Regions from separate parts of the Homo sapiens genome. Here region 2 is linked to region 1. Evidence: read pairs that join two places in POLR2A ChIA-PET (ENCODE). Cell type or tissue: A673. All regions are shown on one strand.

Evidence for each region. Peaks named below come from ENCODE experiments on the same cell type or tissue, not always from the same donor. Only the 100,000 strongest peaks of a DNase experiment are listed, where the experiment ranks them.
Region 2: POLR2A ChIA-PET joins it to region 1 with 16 read pairs; 2 of 35 experiments call an interaction of 5 or more read pairs at or near these places.

The regions. Positions count from the first base shown.
Region 1 is chr22:38,464,035-38,468,034 of GRCh38, reverse strand. No RefSeq gene overlaps it. Among named protein-coding and RNA genes, the nearest start is that of KDELR3, 2.1 kb to the left of the region's middle. RefSeq lists silencers at 1-87, 108-177 and an enhancer at 2,130-2,631. In A673, no CTCF peak of the experiment used is centred here; a DNase peak (open chromatin) is centred at 1,614.
Region 2 is chr22:37,663,401-37,667,400 of GRCh38, reverse strand. It overlaps PDXP (pyridoxal phosphatase), which reads right to left. Exons shown (of 2, transcript NM_020315.5): 2 at 469-1,846. The coding sequence ends at 1,530. Among named protein-coding and RNA genes, the nearest start is that of PDXP, 6.7 kb to the right of the region's middle. In A673, no CTCF peak of the experiment used is centred here; no DNase peak of the experiment used is centred here; H3K27ac peaks cover 450 bases.

The DNA of each region.
Region 1 (4,000 bases):
GCGCAGGGTGGGGAGCCAGGAAGCGGCGCGGCCCGGAGATCCCGCCTCCCGCCCATCCCAGCGCCCGGCTCCCGGACTGGGCGGCCCGGCGACGCGGGGGGGCTTCTGGCCTGCGCCCGGCTGCCGTGTGCGCCGGGTGCCCGCCACGACCCATGTCGCCCATGCCCCAAGTGCCCTCTGCCTTCCCTCCGCAGAAACTGGAGGCCTGCCACCAAGCCCCAATCTCTGCCTCAGTTTCCTCATCTGTACACAGGCCCCATAACACTGGTGCCAGCGCTTGGCAGGAGCCAGCACGTGGAAGTACCCTGTGGGGCGATTCCTGCTATTGTCCTCATCTTCCCGGAGCTGGAGCTCCCTCCCTGGGAGAGTGGGGTGGGGCGGGGCGAGCCGGAAGCGGAGTCCCCACCTCCGTCTGTTAATTTGGTTGTCCACCCGGTCGGGACCCGATCTTGCTGCAGGTGGACAATGGTAATGGCACACCACTCAGCAGCAGAATCAGACTGACCTCGGCTGCAGCCTGGGTCGGTGGGCCTTCCTCTCTCTTGGTCTCAATTTTCTCACCTGTAAAATCGGGTTGTTGTGGGTAGGCAGGAGGTCAAGCTGGTCAGGGAGATCCAGGGCCCTCGTTCGTGCCTTCCCTCTTCTTGGTGTTACTAGGATGTTAAACAGGGACACACAGGACAGGAGAGACCCAGGAGGGCTGAGCACCAGGAAGGGTGGGGAGTGAAGGGTCCCTGGTGGGAGGGAGTCCTCCCAGGGCTGTGTGGTCTGAGCAGGTCCACCACCCCCTCTGGATATAAGTCTCTGCGTCTGAAAGAGTGGACCAGGTGAGCTGAGGGCCCTTAGCCTCCCCTCCTTGACCTGAATAAGCCCTCCTCCCATTCAGCGCCCTCATCTCTCTCTAAATAACGGACCTCCTCCCACTCCCACCTCCTGCCACAGATAACCAGAGAGGCTTTTCCATGACAAATGTATTTAAACAGAGATGGGGTCTCACTGTGTTGCCCAGGCTAGTCTCGAACTCTTGTGCTCAGGCCATCTGCCTGCCTCAGCCTTCCAAATGCTGGGATTACAGGCATAAGCCACTATGGCCAGCCTCTTTTCTGTGATAAAAATCTGTCACTTCAGTGGTCAAGACCCTTCTATGGCTCCCTATGCCCCCTACTTTCCCTACTTTTCCTCCCAGGGAAAGGCAGTCCTTTTTTTTTTGAGACAGAGTCTCGCTCTGTGGCCCAGGCTGGGGTGCAGTGGCACAATCTCTGCTCACTGCAATCTCTGCCTCCCTGGTTCAGGCGATTCTCATGCCTCAGCCTCCCAAGTAGCTGGGATTACAGGCGCCCGCCACCACGCCAGGCTAATTTTTGTATTCTTAGTAGAGATGGGGTTTCACCATGTTGGCCAGGCTGGTCTCGAACTCCTGACCTCAGATGATTTGCCTGCCTCAGCCTCCCAAAGTGCGGGGATTACAGGCGTGAACCACCGCGCCCAGCCAAGGCAGTCCTTTGAGACCCCAAACGCAGTCCAAAGACCAGCAGCATTGCTACCGCTTGTTGGGAATGCAGAATCTCAGCCCCTCCCCAGGCATTCCCGGGTGAATCAGACTCCGATGTGCACACGAATCCCCTGGGGATCGTGTTTAACTGTAAAGTTCCAAAGGCACTCATCTAAACAGCACTGTGAGGAAGCAGTGGCCTCATTCTCATTTCACACATGGGGAAAGCGAGGCAGGGAGGCTAAATAACTTGCTTGAGGTCACACAGACACCAAGCAGTCCTGTAGCCCAGATTCCAACACACGGTCTACCATGAAATCATTCCCTTACACTGTGGGTTGCCATGGCAGGTGATGAGCACCCTGTCGCGAGAGGTGGGTGAGCGGCCGGTGGACGCTCATTTGTCAGAGACTCAGCAGCAGGCCCTCCTGCCCTGGCAGGGAGGTGGTGACCCCAATAGCCGTCAAGTACTGAGCATCTGGGTGCCAGGCATGGGTCAGGCCTGTTACTCAGGTTCTTTCCATCAACAGGCACGTGGTTCAGCGGCCTTCAGAGCCTCGCTTTGCAGGGGATGAACCTCGAGGTCCAGGGAGGTGAGGTGCCTAGACCAGGTCCCTCTGGGAGGAGGAGCCAGGCGCTCATCCCTGAGCTGCGGCAGGTTCCGAATGGCCCTTCTGTTCCCCGCTCCCCTCCAACCCTGCCCAGATGCCTCCTCCTCAGCCGGTGCCCAGAGAAGGCGGAGGCTATTTAAATCCCTCAGGTGTGGCTGCGGTTGTCTCTGCCCAACCAGCTGGCATTTCCTTCTCAGCGCCCACCTCCTCCCCAAGCCAGAGAAAAGCACGTGCAAGTGCCATTTGGTGAAAACATCTGTCCTCCTGGGAAGCAGCCCCCACTGTGTGTGTTGGGGGGGACGTGGGGCTGGAATGAGGCTGGATCCTCCCCTTCCCTTTATTTCCTCAAGACCACAGGGAAACTGGCCAAGGCCAGGGAGAGTCTGAGGAGGGACCGTGGTGCTGGAGGGGAAGGAACCCAAGCTGAATGGCTCCAGGGGCTAGACCTTGTCCCAGGCCTGCCACTGTGGCCTTGAGCCTGCCACGTCCCCTCTCTGGGCCTCAGCTTTCTCATCTGATAAATGGGAAAAATAAAGACAGATGTAGGCCAGTCACGGTGGTTCACACCTGTAATCCCAGCACTTTGGGAGGCAGAGGCAGGGGGATCACTTGAGGCCAGGAGTACAAGACCAGTCAAGGCAACACAGCAAGACTTGTCTCTACAAAAAATTAAGAAAACAGAAAATAAAAAAAAGATTAGCCGGGCATGGTGACAAACCTGTGGCTCCAGCTACTTGAGACGCTGAAGCAGGAGGATCGCTTGAGCCCAGGAGTTGAACGCGGCAGTGAGCTATGATTACATCACTGTATTCCAAACTAAGTGACAGAGTGAGACCTTGTCTCAAAAAGAAAAAACTAAAAAGAGGCCAGGCGCAGTGGCTCATGCCTGTAACCTCAGCACTTTGGGAGGCCAGGTGGGCAAATCTCTTGAGCCCAGGAGTTTGAGACAAACCTGGGCGACCTGGTGAAACTCTATTGCTACAAAAAAAAAAAAAAAAAAAAGACAAAAATTATGGCCAGGCACAGTGGCTCACGCCTGTAATCTCAGCACTTTGGGAGGCTGAGGTGGGCGGATCACCTGAGGTCAGGAGTTCGAGACCAGCCTGACCAATATGGTGAAACCCCGTCTCTACTAAAAATACAAAGATTAGCCGGATTAGTGGCGAGCGCCTGTAATCCAAGCTACTTGGGAGGCTGAGGCAGGAGAATCGCTTGAACCCAGGAGGCAGAGGTTGCAGTGAGCCAACACCAGGCCACTGCACTCCAGCCTGGGTGACAGAGTGAGACTCCGTCTCAAAAAAAAAAAAAAAAAAAACACACACACAAATTAGCCAGGCGTGGTAGCACGTGCCTATAGTTACAGCTTCTTGAGAGGCTGAGTTGGGAGGATCACCTGAGCCTGGGAGGTCAAGGTTGCAGTGAACTGAGATTGCGCTACTCTACTTGAAACTGGGCGTGGGTGACAGTGAGACCCTGTCTCAAAAAGAAATGAAGTATTGCAGGTGCTTAGCCATTGCTCTTTGCATCCAGTTTTCCTGATGTCCCTATGAAATGGATACTATGTCCTTATTTTACAGATGAGGAAATCGGGGCTCAAATTTGTCTCTTGCTCCCCAAGGTCAGTCACATGGCTCTCCTCTCCCCAAAGTCCTAAGGCTCTGTCCACAGTAATTAGCCCCACCTCTTTTGTGCCCACTAGGCTCCCAGGTGGAGACTTTCAAAGCTCCCCATGGAGAAAAGGGGAAACCCTTTACTCACGGAAAACATTTGGCTCTAGCCCCTGCCAGCACTCTGGCCACCTGCATGGTCATTCACGATCTGTCCCTGCTGCTGGGTGGATTCCAGCAAGTCCCTCACGTCTCTGAGCCTCAATTTCCCAACACTCAAAAATGTGCCT
Region 2 (4,000 bases), 800 kb after region 1:
ACCTGGCTAATTTTTTTTTTCTTCCCGAGACATTGTCTTACTCTGTCACCCAGGCTGGAGTGCAGTGGCGTGATCTCGGCTCACTGCAAGCTCTGCCTCCTGGGTACACGCCGTTTTCCTGCCTCAGCCTCCTGAGTAGCTGGGATTATAGGCGCCTGCCACCACGCTCGGCTAATTTTTTGTATTTTTAGTAGAGACAGGGTTTCACCGTGTTAGCTAGGATGGTCTCGATCTCCTGACCTTGTGATCCACCCACCTTGGCCTCCCAAAGTGCTGGTATTACAAGCGTGAGTCACCGCGCCTGGCTATAAAGCACTCTTGACTCAAAGTATCGCTACACACAGAAGACACTCAGGAACAGGAATGGGTCATTTCATGCAGAGAACAATGTGGTGGGCCAGGTCCAGGGAGAGCACACTCCAGCAGGGGGTCCTCCTCCCTCCCCAAACATAGACTCAAACACAGGTGAACACTCCCACGCGCACTTTATTAAGTACGGAAGGACAGGTCACAACAGGGGTGGAGGTGGCGGGGAAGGCCCAGCCCCCACCCACCATCACTGGCACACAATAAATAAATAAGTAAATAGCCAAGTGGGCACGGGAGAGAGGTGGTACTGAAAACACTGACCGCACAGGGGGACACGAAAGCCCCCCTTCGAGCTGTGGCCATCAACGCTGTACGGGTACCATGACCAGGAAAGGGTGGGGCTTGGCCACAGAAGCCCCAGAGCATCACAAGTCTTTGTAAAGGAGAGGTGTCTTTAGGACGTGGACCACTCTTATTTACTGACTGAAACCTGGACCCCTAGCTGGTCCCGTGAGACCCAGATTATCAAGGGGCCACTGTCTCTCAGGCTTCTGGACTGTTCTACTGAGGATCTAAAAGACCACTGGGTCACTATCACTTGGGGTCCTGATGGGTCCACCCAGGGACCTAGGACATGCGAGGGTCATCGTCACTTAGGCTTCCGATTGGTCCACTCGGGCTCCAGGACGTGAAAGGGTCACTATTACTTAGGAACCTAAACTGGTACCCCACAGGACCCAACATTGATGAGTCACTATCACTTAGCCTTTGGATTGGTCCACCCAGGACAATAAGGGTTGTGGTTCCCTAGACCTCTGGTTGACAAGGACCCAAGGGCCAGGACCTGAGGGGCAGAGAGAGCTCTAGAAGCCCCAGGGAAGGGGGAGAAGACTAAGTACTCAGGGATAGAGGGAATCTTCAGCAGGCACCAGGGCCCAGATTTCAAGGAGGGGAGGTGACAGGGAAGAAATAAGGCCACCTGGCTGGGTCAGGCCAAGATGAATCCATAGGGGACCAGCTTCTGGGGCAGCAAAGAGTGCCCAGCCACTGCTGGGAGGGGGTTGCAAGGGCCCTCAAACCTTCCCCGGGTCCCAGCCCCACCCCGGTGCAGAACTGGACCAAGGAGCCGGTTGTGCTTAACATGGCTCGTGACCCATCGCCTCCACCTACGGGATCAGGGAGTGGGGAGGGGTGGGCCTGTGGCTGCAGGTGCAGTGGGCTCAGTCCTCCAACCCCTCTGTCAAGTCTGCGATGCTCTCCACATAGTAATGGGGCACGAGGTCGTGCTGGCCGGCCGCTAGGTAGGCCTGGGCCTCTTCTAGGCGGGAGACTCCTGTGAGCGTGAGCACAGTGGTCATGCCGCAGCGGTGGCCAAAGAGGATGTCGGTCTCCAGGCGGTCACCCACCATAAGCGTGCGTGCGGGGTCGATGCTGAAGTTCTCCGTGATGCACTCGAACATGTAGGGGCTGGGCTTGCCCACCACCAGGGCCTGGCGTCCCGAGGCTGTCTCCACTGCAGCGGCCAGGCTCCCGGTGCCTGTAGGGAGATGGAGACGCAGTCAGCAGGAGGGCGGCAGGGACAGCGTCAGGCCCTGAAACTGGAAGTCCAGGGAGGTGGATTGTGCCAGGGTCAAATCGGCTGCTGACAGGAGCCAGAAAGCCCACTTCCGAGTCTCACTGTAGTGGTTAAGGGTAGAGACGGCAACCAGATGCCGGCATCTGGACTCCATCTCCACCGTTCTTGGCAGGCTAGCTAACCTCTCTGTGCCTTGGTTTCCCCATCTCTAATATGGGGATGTCTACGGCACTTATCTCATGTGGGTACTGTGAGGATGCGTGGAGCTACTGCAGGTAAACAGGGCCTGGCTCGGTCAGTCCTGCCTGAGGTTCGCGATTTCACCCTGACAGCCGTGGACCTTTGGACAAACCACTCAACCACCCCAAGTTTCTCCGGACTCCTGAGAAAGCGGAATCCAAGTAATGCCTACCTCCAAACGGGCGCTGGGCAACACAGGGGCAAGTGCTTTGTAAATGGAACAGCACTTAACAAATAGCAGTTGTGGTTACTGCTGCAGGAATTCACGCGGCTGGCGTTAGAAACTGGCACAGCCCCTTTGGAACACAGCGGGGCACAGAAATGTTCGCACCTCTGACCCAGTCCGCGTCCCCCGGGAAAGTGATCACAAGAAGAGAATTCCAGCTGGAGACAAAAAGCTGCAGGCTGGAAGACGTCTGTGGCTACAGTAACCGATAAGCCAAACTGTGGAACACTCCCGAGTGTCCAACAATAGGAGGACTGTTTAGAACTAAAGGACAGTCCTGTCTTCCAGCCCAGTACCATCCTGCCTCACACAATAAGTCCACTGTGCCTGTCCCACAGACGTGTCTTTGTGCCAGAACATTCGGCCTTCATGCTAATGTCCCTGAACAAATGATGATAATCACCATTTACTAAGCACATTCTAAACTGCCTGGCCTGTGCTGGGTGTTTCTGGAAGCCCATTTTACAGATGAGAATGCCAAGGCTCAGGGACATTAAGTAATTTGCCCAGGGTTGTACAGCTTCATAAGTGGCAGCAAAAGGATTTGCATTCGGGTGGGTCCAACCCAGCTCTGACCTGGGAGTACAGATTGTTTCCTATGCAGGAATTTTATGAGCTGGTTGTTAAAGGAAGGTACTATTAAGAGTCACTTTATGGCTGGGTACAGTGGCCCATGCCTGTAATCCCAGCACTTTGGGAAGCACAGGTGGGAGGATTGCTTGAGCCCAGGAGTTCAAGACCAGCCTGGGCAACAGGGAGATCCCATCTCTACTTAAATATACATATATATTTAAAAAATTAAAAAAAAAAAGAAAAGCTGGCTGGGCACCGTGGCTCATGCCTGTAATCCCAGGACTTTGGGAGTCTGAAGCAGGCGGATCATCTGAGGTCAGGAGTTCAAGACCAGCCTGACCAACATGGTAAAAATCCGTCTCTACTAAAAACACAAAAATTAGCCAGGCATGGCGGCGCATGCCTGTAATCCCAGCTATTTGGGAGGCTGGGGCAGGAGAATCACTTAAGCCCGGGAGGCGGAGGCTGCGGTGAGCTGAGATGACGCCACTGCAGCATTCCAGTCTGGGCGCCAGAGCTAGGCTCTGGCTCAAAAAAAAAAAAAAAAAAAAAAAAAAGTCAACGTATTCCAGGCACAGCTGCATTTAAAATAAATAAATAAAAGGCCCAGCCTGCACCATGAAACCCCGTCTCTACGAAAAATAAAAAAATTATTGGCCTCTGTAACACCGACATCCGGTCCAGGGCACTCTTCACTGCTGTCATCTTGCGAATTTGGCCCTGCAGGGGAGGCAGGAGCAAAAGGAGGCCCCTCCACGGTGGAGGGTTTGAGTCAGACAAAAGCAGGTGGCAGCAGAGGCTGACTGGCAGTGGTCAGTGTGTGTGGACAGGTTAATAGCCCAGTGAGTAGACTGGGGGTGTGGACAGATCTCTGTCACTCCCTCTCTGCTGGCCACTGACCCGGACAGTCATTGATATTAAATCCTGGGGGTACAGGATGATATTGAGTGAAGAGAAGTGGACACAGGATTATAGTGGGGTACAGTGGCATATACCTGCAGTCCCAGCTACTCAGGAGGCTGAGGCAGGAGGAGTGCCTGAGCCCAGGAGTTTGAGATTAAAGTGAGCTGTGATCT